Regions from separate parts of the Homo sapiens genome. Here region 1 is linked to region 2. A link is a loop called in an ENCODE intact Hi-C map of the cell type or tissue named here. Cell type or tissue: pancreas. All regions are shown on one strand. Each heading gives the region's core, and the rest is flanking DNA. Links, peaks and the distances in the headings are about the cores only.

Region 1 (8,936 bases), core at 937-8,936, 270 kb before region 2:
TATTCCTAGCTGCTGGTTTTGTTGCAATAGTAAAGTTGCAATAGTAACAAAAAATAGTGTATTTTTTCTGAGTTTTTGATTTTTTTTTCTGGTATCCAGCCACTTTCAGAACTCTTTCATTAGTTCTAAGTTTTGTTGATTCTCCTGAATGTTTTTAGCCACATTATCATGCTGTCTGCAAATATTAATTGGGTTTATTTATCACAGCAGCCAGATCTTCCAGATAGATGTAAGCAAGAATGGTACCCTTAGACTTATTTGCCATGTATCTTCAATGGGAATCCTTTTATACCACTGACTTCAATGGGAATCCTTTTATACAACTGACCATTGATTTGAGAATCTTTGTCAAATTCAGAAATTATGCTTTCAGGCTGGGTGCGGTTGCTCACACTCCTGTAATCCCAGCACTTTGGGATCACTTGAGGTCAGGAGTTCGAGACCAGCTTGACCAACATGGTGAGACCCCATCTCTACTAAAAATACATAAATTAGCCAGGAGTGGTGGTGCATGCCTGTAATCCCAGCTATTCAGGAGGCTGAGGCAGGAGAATCGCTTGAACTGGGGAGGTGGAGGTTGCAGTGAGCTGAGATCACACCACTGCACTCCAGCCTGGGTGACAGAGTGAGACTACATCTAAAAAAAAAAAAAAAAAAAGAAAGAAAAAGAAATTATGCTTTCATTTCATGTTAGTTTTTTTTTAAATCTAGAATAGAATTCCATCCAATGAAGTCTATTATTATTATTATTTTTTTTTTGAGGCTGGAGTGCAGTGGCATGATCTCAGCTCACTGCAACCTCCATCTCCCAGGCTTAAGCGATTCTCTTGCCTCACCCTCCCGAGTAGCTGGGACTACAGGTGTGCACTACCACTCCTGGCTAAATTTTTTTTTTTGTATTTTTATTAGAGACGGGGTTTCACCATGTTGGCCAGGCTAGTCTCAAACTCCTGACCTCAGGTGATCCACCTGCCTCGGCCTCCCAAAGTGCTGGGATTATAGGCGTGAGCCACCATGCCTAGCAAGGTGATTGTTTTTTGTCTTATACAGTTGTGGTCTTATGTTACTAGAATTTTCTAATAAATTAAACTATATTTGCATTATCTAAATAAGCCTTATCATGAACATATATATTTTTCAAATATTCTCAAGCCTTTAGCTTTTCAGGAAGCCCAAATAAGATGACAGCTTTTATCATTAAGAAAGTCTGTGAGCCATAGGACAAAGAGCTGGTGGACTCCAGCTTGTTCTACAGACATCCCAGAGCCCGGAGGCTTCAGGAAGCAGCAGCAACTTCATGGCCGCCCTCTAAACAGAGATCAAGATTTCTCAAAAGGCAAGATAAGGGAAGGGATGGTGTGGAAACGACAGGAGCATCTGGGCACGTTTGAAATAAATAAGGGGTTGGTGAGGAAGGGGTGGGCAGTCTCATGTGGAGGTGGGGGGCAGAGTCTGAGTAGGAGTAGGCAGCTGAGACTGGGGAGGCCACACAGAGAAGTACAGGCTTCTGGGCTGACATTGTGGGTTTGAATCCTGCCTCTGCCGCAGCTTGGCCCGTTTTTCTCCTTCCTCCCCACCTCTCCACTCAGGTTTGGGACAAATAGTCAAGATCTCAAATTAAGCCTGCTCTTCATCCTGGATACCCCATCTGGTGGATAATACCGCCAGCACCCCCACCATCCTCCCAGCCAGAGCCTGGACACCCCCTGATGCCTCCCTCCTGGGAGACTGAGTGGCGAGGACAGACCTGGTTTGAGTCATGGCCCAGGACCAGCATGCTCCATCTGGGGAGGTGCTCACTCAATGTTTATTGAACAGCGAATACAGAAAAGACAGTCCCTGGAGCTCTATATGTGGAAAGTAGCCCTTCTGGACAGAAAGAATATTCGTGGTCCATGTGGTTTGAGTCTGTTAAGAAGGACACTAAGGCACATGGCTGGTGATCTTTGCGTCATAGACACGGGTGAGCTCATGGTGGAACTCCTCCTTGTCTGTAGGTTTCCAGGCTGGGCACAGAGGTGAGGGCAGAATGTTGGGGGTCCCAGTGGATCTCCCCACAACTTCCTCCAGGGCAGGATTTCCACCCAGGCCCAGGCTGCCCGTTCCTCTCCTTCTCCGCCAGTCTGCGCTGCGGCTGCCACGGCTCACACCAGAGGGATGGGGTAGGAGGCGCAGGCAGCCAGGCCACACATGTTCTTTCCGCGCTCGATGAGGAAGTACCTGGGCAGAAAGAGGAGCTGAGGCCCGGCCGGCGGTCTCCCCACCACAGGCCTTTCTAGAATGTTTTGCTGCTCACCAAGAGCTGACTTCAGGGGTGAGACCCTCTAAATTTATTCATAAAACAGTAGCATTCGGCTTATTTGATCACCGGCAAATCACGGACCTGACTTTGTGAAGAATTCATTCTTCCCTCTCCTTAGCTGCCAAATGAATGATCCATATCCCACTTCTCCCGAAAATTTACCGAGGGCCCCCTCTTAGCCCTGGCCGGGCCCTCACACAGCTATTTTATCACCAGGAGCCCGAGGGAACAGGAAAGCTCTCCTTTTCAGACAAGGACATGGAATCTGGGAGGACAGGACAAAGGCACAGCAGCATATACACCCAGGCCGCCCCATGCCAGCCTTTTCTCCCGGAAGGAGGGGCTGTCAGTGATCAGGGGTACATTTGTTGCTTTGATTTCTCAAAGACGGACCCTCCCAGACACTGATTTCGTGCCAGCAGAGTTCCAAGTTCTGAGCTGTTTTCCTAGCAGTCCTTCTGAGCCAGCTGGCCTCCTGCTCTCCCTGCAGCGTCCTAAAGACCTGGGGCCCTGTGAGGGCTGCAAATGGGGGCTTGGAAATGTGGAGGCTACATTCTCATGCTCCCTTTCCCCCTGGCCTGGCCTAGGGCTTGGCTGACCAGCTCGTCTGTGGAAGCCGTAACTCTGAGGTGGAAGTGATGCCCCCAGGGCCTCCAGGCCTGAGCAACATCCCCCTCCCAGAAGTGGGACCTGGGAGCTGCTTACCCGTTCATTCCCCACTGGGGACCCCAAGAGTTTTTCACGATCCAGTAAGGGATCCCATTTTTTTCTCCATACCCAACAGCCAGTACTGCATGGTTTACTTTATCTGGAGTTTTATGGCAGGAAGTACTGGAAAACAAAATTCAAAAAGAGGTGATCATATGGGAAGGATAAAAGCAATGACAGTCCCATCCAACAACGCCTCTTTGAGCGCTTTAGAGCAATGTTCCCCACAGCGGACCAGGGAGGCATGTAAGGTGGTGATGTAATCACATTTAGTCTCCGTGAGAGAACTCCTTTCAGTTCTTTTTTTCTTTTGAGACGGAGTCTCACTCTGTTGCCCAGGCTGGAGTGCAATGGTGCAATCTCTGCTCACTGCAACCTTCACCTCCAGGGTTCAAACGATTCTCCTGCCTCAGACTCCCGAGTAGCCTGATTACAGGCGTGCACCACCACACCCAGCTAATTTTTGTATTTTGGGTAGAGACAGGGTTTCATCATGTTGGCTAGGTTGGTCTCGAGCTCCTGACCTCAGGTGATCCACCCACCTCGGCCTCCCAAAGTGCTGGGATTGCAGGTGTGAGCCACCGCACCCGGCCCTTTCAGTTCTTTTGGTTCTTCTGCTTCTGTCAGGAGAATCTCCATATGGTGCTGGCCCGTGTCTCACCCCTGACACTTTCTACTCCCTCTTTCCTGGCAAGGAGAGAGCCACCTTCCTGCTGCACCTTCTGTAGGCAACAGTGTCTGGCAGACTTTAACACAGCTTTGCTTTGTTGCCACTGCATTTATTAAATATTACTTTATACCTATGGCAAAAATACAACTTTTTCTGTTTACAAAAGTGAACTAGCCTCCATAAGGAAATTCCAAGAAATTCAAGAGAACAAACTGCAGTGGTCAGGTGTGAATTCAGCTGATGTGTAAGTGGGCCATAGGCTCGCGCCAGGGCCAGGTGCCGGGATCCAGGCAGCATGCATAACTGTCCCTTGGAAGCCCTGTTTGGCAGGGAGCAGGTTGGCAAAGAGGCTGCTTCTCTACAGTGGCCTGAGGGCTCTGACAGTGGGAGGGCGACAGAGCCCCCAGGAGGTGGGGGGGATCCAACCCAGCGGGGGGGGGGGGGAGGGTGGGCAGGGTGGGTCAGGGAAGGCTCCCTGTGGAGGCGGGGAACGCCCATGGAACTGCGAACCCTTCTGCGTGGCTGGGGTGGGGGCTGCAGGGTGGAACGGCGGGGACGGGTTTGATGGCAGATGAGTGTGGAAAAAGAGGGAGGACCAGATCATGAGGGTCCCCCTCAGGGTAGGACCCTGGGAAAGCAGGGACACTGGTGTGTTCAAAGGTTGGCGTTGGCAAGAGGAGTGTTTCAGAAGGCAGACAGCTCCCAGTGGAAGCTGGAACAGTGTGTGGGGGGTTAGGGGGTCCAAGGACAATGGTGACCAGGGCAGAGCCTCAGGGAGGGAGAGGAGAGCACAGACGTGAGTGACATTAGTGAGTGACGTTAACGGGCAGCAACTGATGAAGGGAGGGAAATGAGGCTGCAAACCAGGCAGGCGAAAAGGTGTGGGTGAGAGAAACCCCATAGTAAAGAGGCTAAAGCTTGGTTTTTCTGAAGAAGCCTGGGGTGACTCCTCCAGCACAGGATCCTAGTGTGTGAGGGCAGCTACTCTTCTCCCTATTTTACGTCTTCAAATCTTTAAACATGGGTATTTTTTTTTTTTTCTGAGACAGAGCTTTGCTCTGTCACCAAGGTTGGAGTGCAGTGGCACGATCTTGGCTTAGTGCTACTTCCACCTCCTAGGTTCAAGCCATTCTTGTGTCTCAGCCTCCCGAGTAGCTGGGATTATAGGCATGCACCACCACGCTGGCTTTTTTTTTTTTTTTGTATTTTTAGTAGAGATGGGGTTTCGCCATGTTGGCCAGGCTGGTCTTGAACTCCTGGCCTCAAGTGATCCACCTGCCTCGGCCTCCCAAAGTGCTGGGAGTACAGGCATGAGCCACCACGCCTGGCCTGAACATGGGTTTTTTTTAAACTGGAGGCAACTCTTCTGTTAAGGAGCACAAAGCTCTCAAATTTTGGCCCTAGCTCTCACTAGCCAGGTGGCCTGTGTCTGTCGTATCCCTTCTGACCACCTCTCCTTTGCTGTGAGAAGAGGCCATGGCTCCTGGCCCTTGGGGCTGTGTGAGGATTAACTGAGGGATGTGCAAAACGCCCAGCACCTGGCAGGTGTCATGAAGGGTCTGACACACAGGAGTCTGGGCCACGAGCCCAAGTCCCACGAGTGGGGTGTGAGGAGGCCCACCAAGCCCCTCCCCACTGTCCCTCCTGGCTCCTGGGACCCTGACTCACCTGGAGTAGATGCCGGTTCTATACATCATGAAGTCCTGAGTCACCTCAAAGGCAAAGCTCACAGGGTTGTAGAGGGCCACAGCCTCCACCATCGCTTCCTCGTCATACTGTGGAAACAGGACCGAGACAGAAACACATGGCCTGTCACCTCCCCACTCCTTTCACAGTACAGCCTTTTGCCTCAAGCTAGGGGCTAGAGGCCCAGAGCAGCATGGATGGCCAGAAGCAGCTCCCCTGCGGCCTCTCTCCCTTCCTGTCTCTGGCTGGGTCTGTCTGGCCATCTCTCGTTCCTCTCCCCAACTCTGCTCCTAGGAAACCCTGCACCCTCTGAGATAGGGACCACGGGGTACAGCGTGGACCTACTCATTCAGTCATTCACATCCATTCCCTGAGGTCCTCTCCTGGGCCAGCAGCTCTCACCCCTACACCCATAAACCCAGAGTCTACAAAGCTTTGCTGCTAGAACACAGGGGTTATAAACCATGGACGGGTAGGTCCCAGATGGCGGTGGAAACGAGAAGACCCATCCGAGGGCTGTGTGACTTCTGAGTAGAACCTGTCCCCTCCAAGGGGGAAGGTAGGTGGGGGGAAGTCAGGGTGGCTTCCTGGAGGCTGCAGCTTTGGAACAGAGCTGCAGAGACCAGGTGACAGCAGCAGGTAGAACCCCATGCAGAACCTTAAAAAAACCCCAAGTCCAGGCTGTGCCTCAGACCAACTACAACAGTATCTGCAGGGTGGGTCCCAGGCATTGGCACTTTTTGGAGCTTCTGGGTTGGGGGTGGCTGGGTTCAAGTGCACTAACCAAGAGACCTCTGGGAGCTGAAATGAGGGGGGAAGTTACCTGTGCTGAGGCCAGGGCCCTACTGAAGGAAAGCAAGTGCAGGAGGGACGGGGCGCCCAGCCTCCCTCAGTCCTGCCTCCCTAGAGGGGTGGACAGAGACCCAGCTGTGAAAAGCAAACAGGTGCCTGGCAAGGGAGTGCCCTCCTTCCTGGTATGTGGACAAGGCCTTGTGAGCCCAACAGGTCAGGGCATATCTGAGACATGGAGGGCACAGAGGCCAGCCCAGCACAGGGGCGATGACTTCTGCAGGTGGCACCATTTCCACCCCATGGGCCTGCCCAAGAGGGCTGAATGCTAGTTCTGGCCTGGTCGTCAGGGCCCTGCAGGTGTCACCAATGAGGCTCTCCTGGGGACCATGCAAAGGGATACCTTTGAGGCCCAAATTCACCTGTCCTTGGGATATCATGGCCCAGAGCAGCCAGCTTGAGTGACAGCAGCAACATTCTGAAGAGGGTGACATCCTGAGTACAGGATTTGCGCTGTATGTTGTCAAGGCAATGAGCCCTGGTTCTGGAATGACACATTCTTAGTTCAAATCCAGCATCTATTTCCTAGCTCTGTGGCCTTGGGCACATTACTTAACCACTTGGAGCCCCCGTTTCCTCACCTGTCAAATGAGGTAATAAGGATACTCATCTCCTAGGGCCAGTTCGGGTCTAGAGGGGATAGTGCGTATTGAGGGTTGGTACAGCACCTAGAAGTACTCCATCAAGTTAAGATGTTATTGCTGAGAGCTTGGCACATGCTTCAACTAAATGGCAGCCGCTGTCATTACACAGACATCACGTTTGTGAACTGTACATACATTCGTGGGCGCACACACAACCTAAGCGATATTCCTCCACTCCTCACACACCCTCCCACACTTGCATGCATGCACACTGCAGTCACGAAGGCGTTCATTCACGTTCCAGTTCTCTCTGGGAGAAGCAGGGTAAGACCACACTTCCCTATTCACTTGAGGTCAACTGTGACTGGGCGGCTTGTTTTGGCTTTAGAGCTAGGGCATCATTTACCACCTTCTTTCCCTCTAGTCCTGGCGTGAGGCCAATGACACGGAGCACACACCACCCTCCCTAAGCTGTGCATGGGCGCAGGAGTGCCACACACCCTTTGACTGTTGTCAGCCATGCAGATTGGGCACGGTTGTTATTGCAACAGAACCTGGCTCATCCTGAGTGACACACACTCACCCTCCTCAGTTTCACACACGCTGTGTCAAGCACGTGCTCATACCCTCTTCTGCAGGATGCGGACAATTGCTTGCATTTTACAAGCAAGAAAACAGAACCAAAAGAATGAAGGCATGTGTGGATCTGGAGTTCAGAACCAGAGGGCCTGCCTGCCAGTTTGCGCTCTCCCTCCCATCTCCTGCCTCGCCACCATCACAGCGACTGAGACCCAGGGATAATATGAACTCGTCAAAGGGATGTGCTGCCAGAAGGGCTGCCTTGCTGGGCCCACTGGCTATCCGACAGCATGAGAGAGGCCTCCTCATCAGGACACATTCCCCATCCCAGAGGGGGATCGGCACTCACGATTGTGATGTTGGCTACATCCTTGACAAAGCCGATGGCCTTTCCAGGTTGGAACTTGCAATAACCATCCTGTTGAGGATGCAAAGGGCATGAAATACAGGTTATGGACCCGAAGTCTCAGCCTCCCCACGCAGTTCAATAACATTTACTAAACAAAACAAGATGTGCCAGGGCCTGGGGGATGGGATAATTTCAGAGAGAATTAAAGCATCCTTGTCCTCAAGGAGCTTAGGGTCTGGTAGCAGATGGTCCTGTGCTGGCTTTGGCAGAGGTGGGCACACATGGTGTGTGGTGGGAGCCTGAGGAGGGGCCTCACCCGGCCTGAGGAAACTCACTGAGAAGTGGAGGCCGAGTCAGAGCCTGTGAGGCAGGGGAGTGGGGACAGTCTCAGCCCAAAAAACAATGCTGGCAAGAGGCAGGTGCAGGGGTAAGGTCACAAGGAGGGAAGCGCAGCCCTTTCAAGGCAGGAGAGAAGGCAGCAGGACAAGGGACAGAACTAGAGGGAGGGTAGGACCTGGCATTTAGGAACCAGCATGTGGCTGGGCCTGGGCGTGAGGTTAAGAAGGGAGAGTTGGCCGGGCACGGTGGCTCACGCCTGTAATCACAGCACTTTGGGAGGCCGAGGCGGTAGATCACGAGGCCAGGAGTTCAATACCAGTCTGGCCAAGATGGTGAAACCCTGTCTCTACTAAAAATATAAAAAGTTAGCTGGGCGTGGTGGCGGGTGCCTGTACTCCCAGCTACTCAGGAGGCTGAGGCAGATAACTGCTTGAACTCGGGAGGCGGAGGTTGCAGTGAGCCGAGATTGCGCCATTGCACTCCAGCCTGGGCAACAGAGCAAGACTCCGTCTCAAAAAAAAAAAAAAAAAAAAAAAAAGAAGGGAGAGTAAAAGAGACAGGGAGACTGAGTTGGAGTCTGGGCTTTCTCCCGAAGGCCGCATGGAGCCTCGGCGGCATTCTGATCGAGGCAGGCGTGGGGTCTGAGCTGGGTTTGAGAGGCCTGGGGGAGGCCACCCTCAGGGGTCTGGATGGAGGCCCCGGTCTGAGTGGTCAGCGACACAGATGGGCCAAGGGAGTCATGTGAGGTCTGTGGTGGTCAGCAGGCTGGCGGCAGGGTGGGGTGGAGAGGGGGACCGGCCCAACAGGACTGTGGACACCTGGGAAATTCTGAGGGAGGCCAGTGCTGCTCATCACCACGAGGGGAAATAA
Region 2 (10,150 bases), core at 1,204-9,203:
GAGAAGGTGAAACTGTGCCTTCTTTCATTCTCCCTCCACTGTTCCTGGGGAGGGGGCTTGAGGAGGTGGAAGAGAGGGAAGGGCTGTTAGCAACACCTGACCCTGGCATCGTCGTGCTCTAGGCCTGTGGAGGGTGAGCTTCCTTGGCACAACTCCCCGTAGCTTCGAAGACCAAGACCAGAGAACATGCTGTCTGGGAAGGCTTCTGACTCCAGGGAGGGAGTGAAAGCAAGTTTCCAAACCAAGGTTGAGTCAACTAAAGTATAGTCACCCCTGGAGTCAGCATGTGACATCCAGGATAATTAGGTTTTCCCATTCTCTTCTTTTTTAGTTTAGATAACAACTCTCGGGCTGTCTGCATTTCACTGTGTGAATAGGTTAAGAAACCCTATTTATAAGTTTAATGACAATCTTATTCTGGGAAAAAAAATACAAATTTGAGCATGCTTTGCTTCTAACTGGGGTTGGCAGGCTTTTCCTGTAAAGGGCCAGGTGGTCAATATCTTAGGCTTTGTGGGCCACACAGTCTCTGTCTCAACTGCTCAACTTGGCCTTTGCAGTATGAGCACAGCATAGGTGATACCCAAACAAATGGGTGTGGTTGACTTGGCCTCGGCCCCAGGGTCACAGTTGACCTGCACCTCTCTCTTGGATTTGAAGACAAGCGTCAGGTGGCTGTAACTAATGCTGACTGGCAGGCGGTGGCTGTGTGGACCGCTGTGATGGGAAGAAGCCCAAGGCCTCGGGCAGGTTTGGTGGGAAGGGTGGCTGGGTTTAGTGATGTTTGCCACTGGCCAGGTAGGGAGGACGGCAGCTTCGTGCCCTGTGTTTGTAGCCCTGCCTGGCAGCTCTGAGTGGGAGAGAGTGAGCTGGATTACAATGCACACAGGCAGCAGGTCAGTGGAAAGGGAGTTTTTGGAATGGGGGCGGCACTGTGCAAGGGCGGAAAGGACACTTTTTGTTTGGACACTGTCATTTACTCTCTGTGAATCTTTCAGATATCTATCTATCTATCATCTGTATCTATCTATATCTATCTATATCTTTTTTGAGACCGAGTTTCACTCTTGTCGCTCAGGCTGGAGTGCAGCGGTGTGATCTCAGCTCACTGCAGCCTCTGCGCAGGTTTAAGTGATTCTCCTGCCTCAGCCTCCTGAGTAGCTAGGATTACAGGCACCCTCCACCATGCCTGGCTAATTATTCCACTTCAATTCACATGGCTCCCAGAAGCACCACACTCCTCACTACCCTCTTCTGACCCTGCCAGTACCAGGATACTTCCCCCAGTAAAGCAACATCGTCGTCGAGGAACGCCACAGCACACCCTGCACCAGAGCCCCCCGAGCACCAGGGCTGCACATGCAGCTTTGACACTGATTTTGATGAGCAGCTCTCTGTCCCTGGGCCACCCCATAGCTCCTGAGCCCTCCTAACCCTGGTCCTTTTCAGTGAGATGCCACCTTTATCACATCACTGGGAGAACACAAGGAGGCACATTTCTAACAGTGCCCCAAGCAGCCATGACTTTGAGCTCTAGTCATGCCAGATTTTCAGGCTTCAGCCCTTCTTTAGACGTCGGCTCCTCCCAGGATGTGCACAAGGACGGTGTCCTGGTCACTTTGGGCCTCTGCATTTGCTGTTTCCTGCTGGCCTCTGCTCCTCTCCCTGGGCCTCTGTGTCCACTGGTGTCCCTCTGGCCACAGCTGCTGCCACTGTGCAGGCCTGGGGTGGGGACAAGAGAGGAGACATCCTTTATGATTCCATCGCAAGCACAGGGCCCCTTAATTTCCAAAGTGGCGCAGAAACCAGCTTGTAAATTTTGATGAGACTATACAAAACTTTCAGGATCAAGTTTCACAACAGAGAGTTGTGATTTGATGTGATGGTCTCCTTGCCTAGCACTGGGCCTCTCTCAGGCCGTGGGCCTCACTTCGCAGTGTGAGAGCCTCATAAGCCGTCTGCAGTCCCTAGAATCCAGACTCCATGCCTGACACCCTGGTCCCAGGCTGATGGTGACAGCAGAAACGGTCACTGTCTTCAACAGAAATCCCGCCCACAGTGTCGGCTCCTCTCCTGACCCCAGTAGGGACGTGGCATCAGAATACAGGAATGTGAGATCAGCCTGCCTCCAAAAGCCAAGAGGGTCTTAGTTTTGAATGCTTGGTGTGCAGGACATTGACTGCACATTCCAGGTTGAATTTCCCACCTGCAGGCTCTGCTTGCCTATTTATAGAAGTGCCTCTAACACAGGGCAAAGATGGCGTTTCCCCAGCCTCAGATTGCCTGTTATCTAAGCTTCGTAAAGGCACACACACAGCTTCTCAAGCACCAGCAACTGTATGCAAGCCCAGGACAGTGCCAATCCAGTGGAAAACACAGGAATGCTTCTTGGTGCCTGGGAAGAACCAAGTCTGCAGAGCAGATGCTCACTCAAACACGAACCACATGTAACATTACCCGACACGACACAGAGCTTCTTAAGAAAGGCAGCTGCGGTTTTTCAACTGCGGCTGCACAGTACAATTAATCACCTGGGGAACACTTGAAATGACTGATGTCCGAGCCACACTCAGAGCGACAGAGTCAGAAGCTCTTAAAGGGTTGGCCCAGGAACTGGCATTTTCAAAAAGCTCCCAGATGATTCTGTTGTGCAGCATGTGCTGGAACCTGTGCTCTGAAATGCCAACATCCAGATGACTGGTGGTGTTAGTCAGAATAAGCTGGGTTCTAGAATAAGCTGGGTTCTCCTACAGTCACTCATAAATCCCAGTATTTTAGTGGCCTATCACAACAAGGGTTCATTTTTCCTTCACACTGCCTGTCCATTAAGGGTCAGCAGGAGACTCCACTCCACACAGGGAGCGAGTCACGGAGGCTTTGTTACTGTGTGACGGACGGCATTCTCTTAAATACTTGCTTCCTTGGTTGCCATGGCAGGGGAAGAGACATCTGGAAGGTCACACCAGGCTCTTCTAGGTTTTAGGCTGAAAGTAGCACCTGTCACTCTCTGCCATAGCCCCGGCCAGAGCTGGTCACATGGCTCTGGCCGGCAATAAGGCAGCTGGCAAGGAGGTGGTGGTGGGGATGAGCAGGAGGCTGATGGATGTTTGATGGATGCCATTGTTTCTGCCACACTGGTGTTTTACACATCTTGTCCCCCAGTATTGACTTGGTGCTTACTTGACTGAAGGGTCATTTCAGGAAATTATGCCAGAAGGAAAAACCAGCCAGCCTTAACATAGTGGTCAGGTTTAAGTCTCCATCACTTGGAGCTGCCTGCCATTTTGGCATTTTTGTAGCTTCCAAAAATCCCACCAGAGTTTGACAGAAAATGTAGATATTTTGCTTTGTTACTTATGTGCACAGTCAGCCATTTCAGGACTTTCCATTGATTTGTCGTTTCTCACATTGACAGTGCACTGTTTTAAGTATTGAAGCTTTGCAGGGCATATTGATACATTATAAGCTCAGTTACCTCTCAGTGCTTTTGTATTTCGGATATTATCTTGTTTTTTTTCTTTACTCATTTTTCATTGTACAAACTTTAAAAATAAGTGTTATAAAATTTGGTTATGATTTCTATTGGGATTAGACATCTTTATAATATAATCTTCTGCCTCAAGGAAATGCCCTATATTTCTAATTATTAAAATCTTCTGGCTGGGCACAGTGGCTCATGCCTGTAATCCCAGCACTTTGGGAGGTTGAGGCAGGTGGATCATTTGAGGCCAGGAGTTTGAGGCTGCAGTGAGCTATGATGGTGCCACTGCACTCTAGCCTGGGTTACAGAGCGAGACCCTGTCTCTAAATAAATAAATAAAGTCTTCCCCTGACTTTCTCAATGAATGTTAGCATTTTTTTCTTATAGGACTTACATATTTCTTACTAAGTTTATTTTCATATATACACATTCACATACCTATATATACATATATTCATATGAAATGTGTATAGCATATTTTCCCATCATATTTTCTAATTATAGATGATATTTAGGAATGTTATTGATATTTATATATTCTTTATAGAACAATCAACTTTATTAAACTTGAATGGATTTTTTTTCCAGGTAGAAAATCATATTGCCTGAAAATGAGTATAGTTTTGTCATCTTCTCTCTTATAATTTTGCATCCGATTTGTTACCAGGCCTTATGGCATTGACCAAGCCCTTCAGAACAATGTTTCACAACAATAGGACCGGCTGTGTTCTTGTCTTAGTCCTTATTTTAATGGTAACAACTGCAGTGTTTCCTGTTGATTGCTATTTTTGGATAGATATTTTAGTATCTCACGAAAGCATTCTTCTAATCTTAGTCCCCACAGTATTTTTTTCATCATTAGTAGTAAATATTAGATTTTATGAAATACTTTTTGCCATCTATTGATATGATGTGTGCTTTTTTTTTGCCTTTTTCTTTTATATCCTTTTTATGGTCCGGTTGATGTAATAGTAAAAATTAAAAAAAAATCATTGTATTTAATCCTTGAGGAATAAAGACAACTCTTGGCTTCACATTCAAGACTTTTTAAAGATGGACTCCAAACTGACTTGTCCAGTCTCCCATCCCATCATCTCTCCAAACTCACATCAGCTGCACCTGATGACAGGCATGACCCAAAACCTGTAAAGTGTTTTGCAGCCCCTCATGCTGTTCACTTTGTCTGAATTGCAGTATCATTATCTTCCAAATGGGGACCCCCTGAACAATCTTCTAGGGTGATGCCCCTGTGAAATCACCACTCTCAAATGTGTCCTGAGCTGGACAATGAATGACAATATATGGTCACCCTCTCCTAGGATAAATTGTCCCTGCTCTCAACCCCCTAAAGGGTTGGATGTCTCCCTTCTGCACAGCATACCTTCCTGGACATATTTTCACCATAGCTTTCTGCTCCCCAGCAGCAGTGAGCTGGCACACAGTAGGCACTCTAAGCCCTAGCCAGGGGTGTTAGTGGAATGAAAGAATGTTACGACCTCATTTTTAAAATAAGAGGAGCTGTCCTTGCAGGGCACCTCCCTCCTCAGCATGTGCCCACAGAAGCTTTCCTGATGGGTAGCCCTAGGCCACGCTGCTAGCTGCTCAGCCAGCACCCACAGAGAAGTGAAGACAGGAAGGGACTCCTGCAGGGAAATTGCTGGGGCCGTTGGGAAATGTATGCTGTGGGCTTGGAGCCTGCGAAATGGGGAGAGAGGAGAGGAGAGGGTCTGGAAGGTGGAAGGAAGGGATGTAGGACAGAAAGAAGAAAAAAGAGGAATGGAGCAAGAGAAAAGAGAAGAAAATGGCAGATGAGGGAAAGAGGGAGAGAAGAAGACAGAAATGGAGGAGGAGGAAAGGAGGCAGCAAGGCTATGCCCTGCTCGTCGCTCTCACACAGCTATTTTGGGGGGTGCTAATTTCCTGGCTATTTGGGGAAACTTTGCAGGCATATTCACTTATCTTGAATGTTTTGGGCTTCACCAGCCTATGACTGCAAAATAAGGTCACATTCCTTTTAACTAGTCAAACGAAAATAGGATAAAAGCTCTACTGCCTGTGATGTTAGACTCCCCTGAAGAGGTCCGATGGCCCTATTTCTGGGGGTTCCTTGGGGTGCAGTTCCCTGTTTGCTCAGAGGGTGGTGCCGGTCAAGGCTTTGCACCCTGGTCCCTCTTCCTGTGCTCGGGGCTGCCTCTGGGGTTGTGACCCTGGGAGGTCCTCTTCTTGGAAGCCTCCACCATTCCAGTGATTCCCCTGCACCCGCCACCCTGAACTCAGGGGAGAGGGACTGTGTTCCCTTTTCACTCCTCAGGCTCTCCTCTCAACTTCCCAAACTGCACAGCTGGCTCCAGGCCCTAATTACTGATGAGGCTTTCCTGAGAGTTGAGTGAAAATGAATAAAAATTAGGAGATATACCTAATGTTAAATGACGAGTTAGTGGGTGCAGCACACCAACATGGCACATGTATACACATGTAACAAACCTGCACATTGTGCACATATACCCTAAAACTTAAAGTGTAATAATAATAAAATTTTAAAAAAATAAAATTAAAAAAATTAAAAAAAAATAGATGAATGGATAAAGAGAAAAAAATAAAATGAATGCATGAATGAAAAAAAAAAAAAAAAGAAGCACGGCCTAGGACGTCACTTACAAAGATGCTAATCTTTAAGGTCCTTCCCTGGGGACTTCCCAGCCTGGCCCCCACCCTGCAGGCATTCAGCAGGGCCCCCCTCTACTCCTCCCTTATTCCCCACAGCCATGTGGCCCCTGAGATGAGGCCATTTTTCCTCCTCTGAGACCCGCCGCTGGAGTCTGTATTCGTCTCCCATGACTGCCGTAACAAATGACCATAAATCTGGTGGCTTAAAACAATAGAAATTTATTCGCCCAGTTCTGGAGGCCAGACGTTCAGGATTGAAGGGTTGGCAGGATTGGTTCCCTCCGGAGGCTCTGAGGGAGAAACTGTCCCTTGTTTCTCTCCTAGCTTGTGGCAGCTGGGGCCATGCTTGGGGCTCCCTTGGCTTGTTGAGGCACCACTCCAACCTCTGCCTCCATCTTCACATGGTCCTTTTCTCTGTGTGTCTTAAATCTCCCTCTCCTTATTCTTGTAAGGACAACAGTTATTGGATTTAGGGCCTACCCTAAATAAAGGATGATCTCATCGCAAGAGCCTTAACTTACTTACATCTGCAAAGACTCTATTTCCAAATAAGGTCACATTCACAGGTACCAAGGGTCAAGACTTGGACATATTTATATTTTCTGAGGCCACAATTCAACTCACCACAGAGTCCTTTTTTCCTATTTCAGGGTGGGCATTTTCTAGGATGAAGGGCTGTTATTCCTATATCAGCTACAAGTACGTGGTCTTGCTCTTTGATCCCCAGAGACAACTAAATTACATTGAACACACGAGTCCGATATCCATTCTTGTTATACACATCCTTTTAAAGGACACTTGGAGTGGCTTGCAGGGTGAACTGGGTGGACAGGGGCGCCCTAACCATCAGAAGGATAGTTCATGTCATAAACAGAAGGGTATGAGACACTAAATCCTCATGGAAGAGGAGCAGCAGGGGTAACAGTGGTCGTTAACTCCCGCATTGTAAAGGCAGCAGACTGGGAGCTGGAAGGGGGCAGCCAGAGATTCCGCGAATGCCTTAGGATGGCTCTAGCTCACCAAAGCTTGAATCCGTTAATGACCAGGTGCTGATAGTAGAATTAGAAGAGGCTGCCATGGTCACACAGTCCAGCTTTTCCTAAACTGTGCCTGCCAAGGACTAAGAATGTTGCAGCAGGCATTAAATAGGAGAGGGGATGGGGGAAGAGTTAATTATGTGATCAAACCAGCAGAGAACACCAGAGTTAAGCAAAGATGAATGCATTTCCATCGTGAAGAACTTCTTGGTATCTTAAGCCAAGGGTTGCAAATGGAAATGTCTACAGGGGCCAGACAAGTAGTGGGGATGACAGGGACCATAGTGACCAGACAGGGACTGTGGGACACTGGGGAGTGTCAGCCCTGTCTTTGAGGGCAGGCATCATTGTACAGGCACTTCTGATCTGATGTTAGGAGGGGTTGAGGCTGCTGAGGTAAGGAGTCCAAGGCAAAATACACAAATGCCAGGGAGGATTAGGCAATAAAATTTCAAAAAGAGCCCATGTGGCAAACTGAGCCAAGAGAAAGTGATCACCATAATGGGCATTGCACACAGCCCTGCTTCCCTCTGCAGCCTGCAGCATTCGGCTGCTTTAGTGCATTTTGCAAACTTGTCGGTGCAAAACATCGATATGTCAGGAAAAGCTGAGTAGGAACCCGAGCTCTGCAACAGAGCAACAACTTTCTTCCACTCACTGGTTCTGCTCACCAGTTAGTATGAGCTATCTTACGTTGCAGCCGAGTAGACTATACTCTTGTCCCAGTTCCCCTGCTGAAGACCTGAGTTTAGATGCTGGCTCAGGCTTCCCCACTTATTAGTTATGTGACCTTGAGCATGATTCTAAACCTTTGTAAATCTCCATTTCTCTGTTTCAGCTATTCATTGGTGTGTAACAACCCATCCCCAAACAGTGTCTTAAATGAATAACAATAATTTATTTTTCTTCATCAGGAGTTAAGTGAGCTCAGCTCGGCGGTTCTCAGGATCTCGCAGGTGGTTGCAGTCACTCAGTGGCTGGGACTGGGCTGGGGTGTTCTCAATGTCATCTTCACCCACATGTCTGGCTCCTGAGCTGGGGAGATTCACACAGCTGGGGCTGGAATAGCTGGGGCTCCTCAAGCATCCCTTTTTCCACATGGTCTCTCCGCCTGGTGGCCTCCAGGCAGACTCCTGACGTGGCGGCCCAGGGTTCCCAGAGCAAGTGTCCCAAGAAAGCCTGGCAGAAGCTCTGTGGCCTTTTTTATCCCAGCCCTGGGAGTCACACAGTATGACTTCCACCTCATTTTATTCATTGAGGCATCCACAGAGGCTCATCCAGACTCAAGGAGAGGGGACATGGACTCCACCTCTTAATGGAGTGAGTGTCAAAGAATCTGTGGGCTCTTTTTTTTTTTAATTTTTAGTTTTTGAGGGTACATAGTAAGTGTATATATTTATGGGTTACATGAGATGTTTTTATAAGGCATGCAATGCGTAATAATGACATCATGGAGAATGGGGTATCCTTCTCCTCAAGCATTGATCCTTTGTGTTACAAACAGTCCAGTTATACTTTTTTAGTGATTTTAAAATGTACCATTAAATTATCGTTGGCTATGGTCACCCTGTTTTGCTATGGAATAGTAGATCTTATTCATTCTTTTAATTTTTTGTACCAATTCACCATCTCCAACTCCCCCCAGCCCCTTCACTACCCTTCCCAGCCTCTGGTAACCATTCTTCTACTGTCTATCTCCATGAGTTCAATTGTTTTGATTTTTAGCTCCCACAAATCAGAGAGAACATGTGATGTGCTTGTCTTCCTGTGCCTGGATTATTTCACTTAACATAGTGACCTCTACTTTCATCCACGGTATTGCAAATGACAGGATCTCATCGTTTTTGATGGCAGAATAGTACTCCATTGTGTGTACCTACCATGTTTTCTTTATCCACTCATCTGTTGATGGACACTTAGGTTGTTTCCAAGTGTACACATGTTTTAAAACCACTACATTATCCAGTAAATGGGGCCAATATTACCATTTCCCATAGAATGGAAGCACCACAGTTTATTTCACCTGATTTTTCTTTTCTTTCTTCTTTCTTTCTTTCTTTCTTTCTTTCTTTCTTTCTTTCTTTCTTTCTTCTTTCTTTCTTTCTTTCTTTCTTTCTTTCTTTCTTTCTTTCTTTCTTTCTTTCTTCCTTTCTCTCTGTCTCTCTCTTTCTTTCTCTCTTTCTCTCTTTCTTTTTTGATAGAGTTTCACTCTTGTTGCCCAGGCTGGAGTGCAATAAAAATATCTTGGCTCACAGCAACCTCCCAACCCCCCCGGGTTCAAGCAATTCTCCTGCCTCAGCCTCCCGACTAGCTGGGATTACAGGCGTGCACTACCATGCCCAGCTAATTTCTTTTGTATTTATTTATTTATTTGCACCACCACACCCAGCTAATTTCTTTTGTATTATTTATTTATTTATTTTTATTTTTATTTTTTAGTAGAGACGGGATTTCTCCATGTTGGTCAGGCTGGTCTCAAACTCCCGACCTCAGGTGATCCGCCTGCCTCAGCCTTCCAAAGTGCTGGGATTACAGCATGAGCCACCACGCCTGGCCTATTTCACCTGATTTCTAAAAGCAGCCATTTTCGTTATTCCAGTGTTTTGGCCATTATACATAATGGTGAAGGGAACATCTCTGTGCATAGTTTTTTCTTTTCTATCTTCTGCTATTTGCATGGGGCTTCCAAGAAGGGAGATTGCAGGATCAAAGGGTAGGAACGTTTTAATCCAGTCTTCAGTTTTCAAGCATCTTTGAAGATATGGTGAGAAGCCTCCCAGGCTGAATCACACTTTCCACACCTTGGCTGTGTGTGTACATGGGCTGTGTGCGTATTTTGGGGCCTGGACTGAATGTGATTTTTGCTTGCTTACTTTTCGCCTTCACAATGCATAATAAAAATGCTTTTGCTTGAACACAGATAGGTTCAAAACCTAAAAACAGCTCCTGTGTGCTGCAGGGGAAGG

What was found. Hi-C counts contacts between places; a loop is a spot of excess contacts. Peaks named below come from ENCODE experiments on the same cell type or tissue, not always from the same donor. Only the 100,000 strongest peaks of a DNase experiment are listed, where the experiment ranks them.
Region 1: a loop joins it to region 2, with 3.0 times the contacts of the local background. A loop is called at or near these places in 39 of 110 quality-filtered maps.

Annotation. Positions count from the first base shown.
Region 1 is chr15:78,919,986-78,928,921 of GRCh38, forward strand. CTSH (cathepsin H) reads right to left here. Exons shown (of 12, transcript NM_004390.5): 9 at 7,728-7,796; 10 at 5,349-5,455; 11 at 3,008-3,133; 12 at 1,073-2,220. The coding sequence ends at 2,145. Among named protein-coding and RNA genes, the nearest start is that of CTSH, 21 kb to the right of the region's middle. RefSeq lists an enhancer at 5,374-5,423. In pancreas, for the core only: no CTCF peak of the experiment used is centred there; DNase peaks (open chromatin) are centred at 5,259, 7,258 and 8,821.
Region 2 is chr15:79,190,381-79,200,530 of GRCh38, forward strand. It overlaps ANKRD34C-AS1 (ANKRD34C antisense RNA 1), which reads right to left. Exons shown (of 2, transcript NR_038997.1): 2 at 1,327-1,722. Among named protein-coding and RNA genes, the nearest start is that of MIR184, 14 kb to the right of the region's middle. RefSeq lists an enhancer at 6,811-7,344. In pancreas, for the core only: no CTCF peak of the experiment used is centred there; no DNase peak of the experiment used is centred there; H3K27me3 peaks cover 410 bases.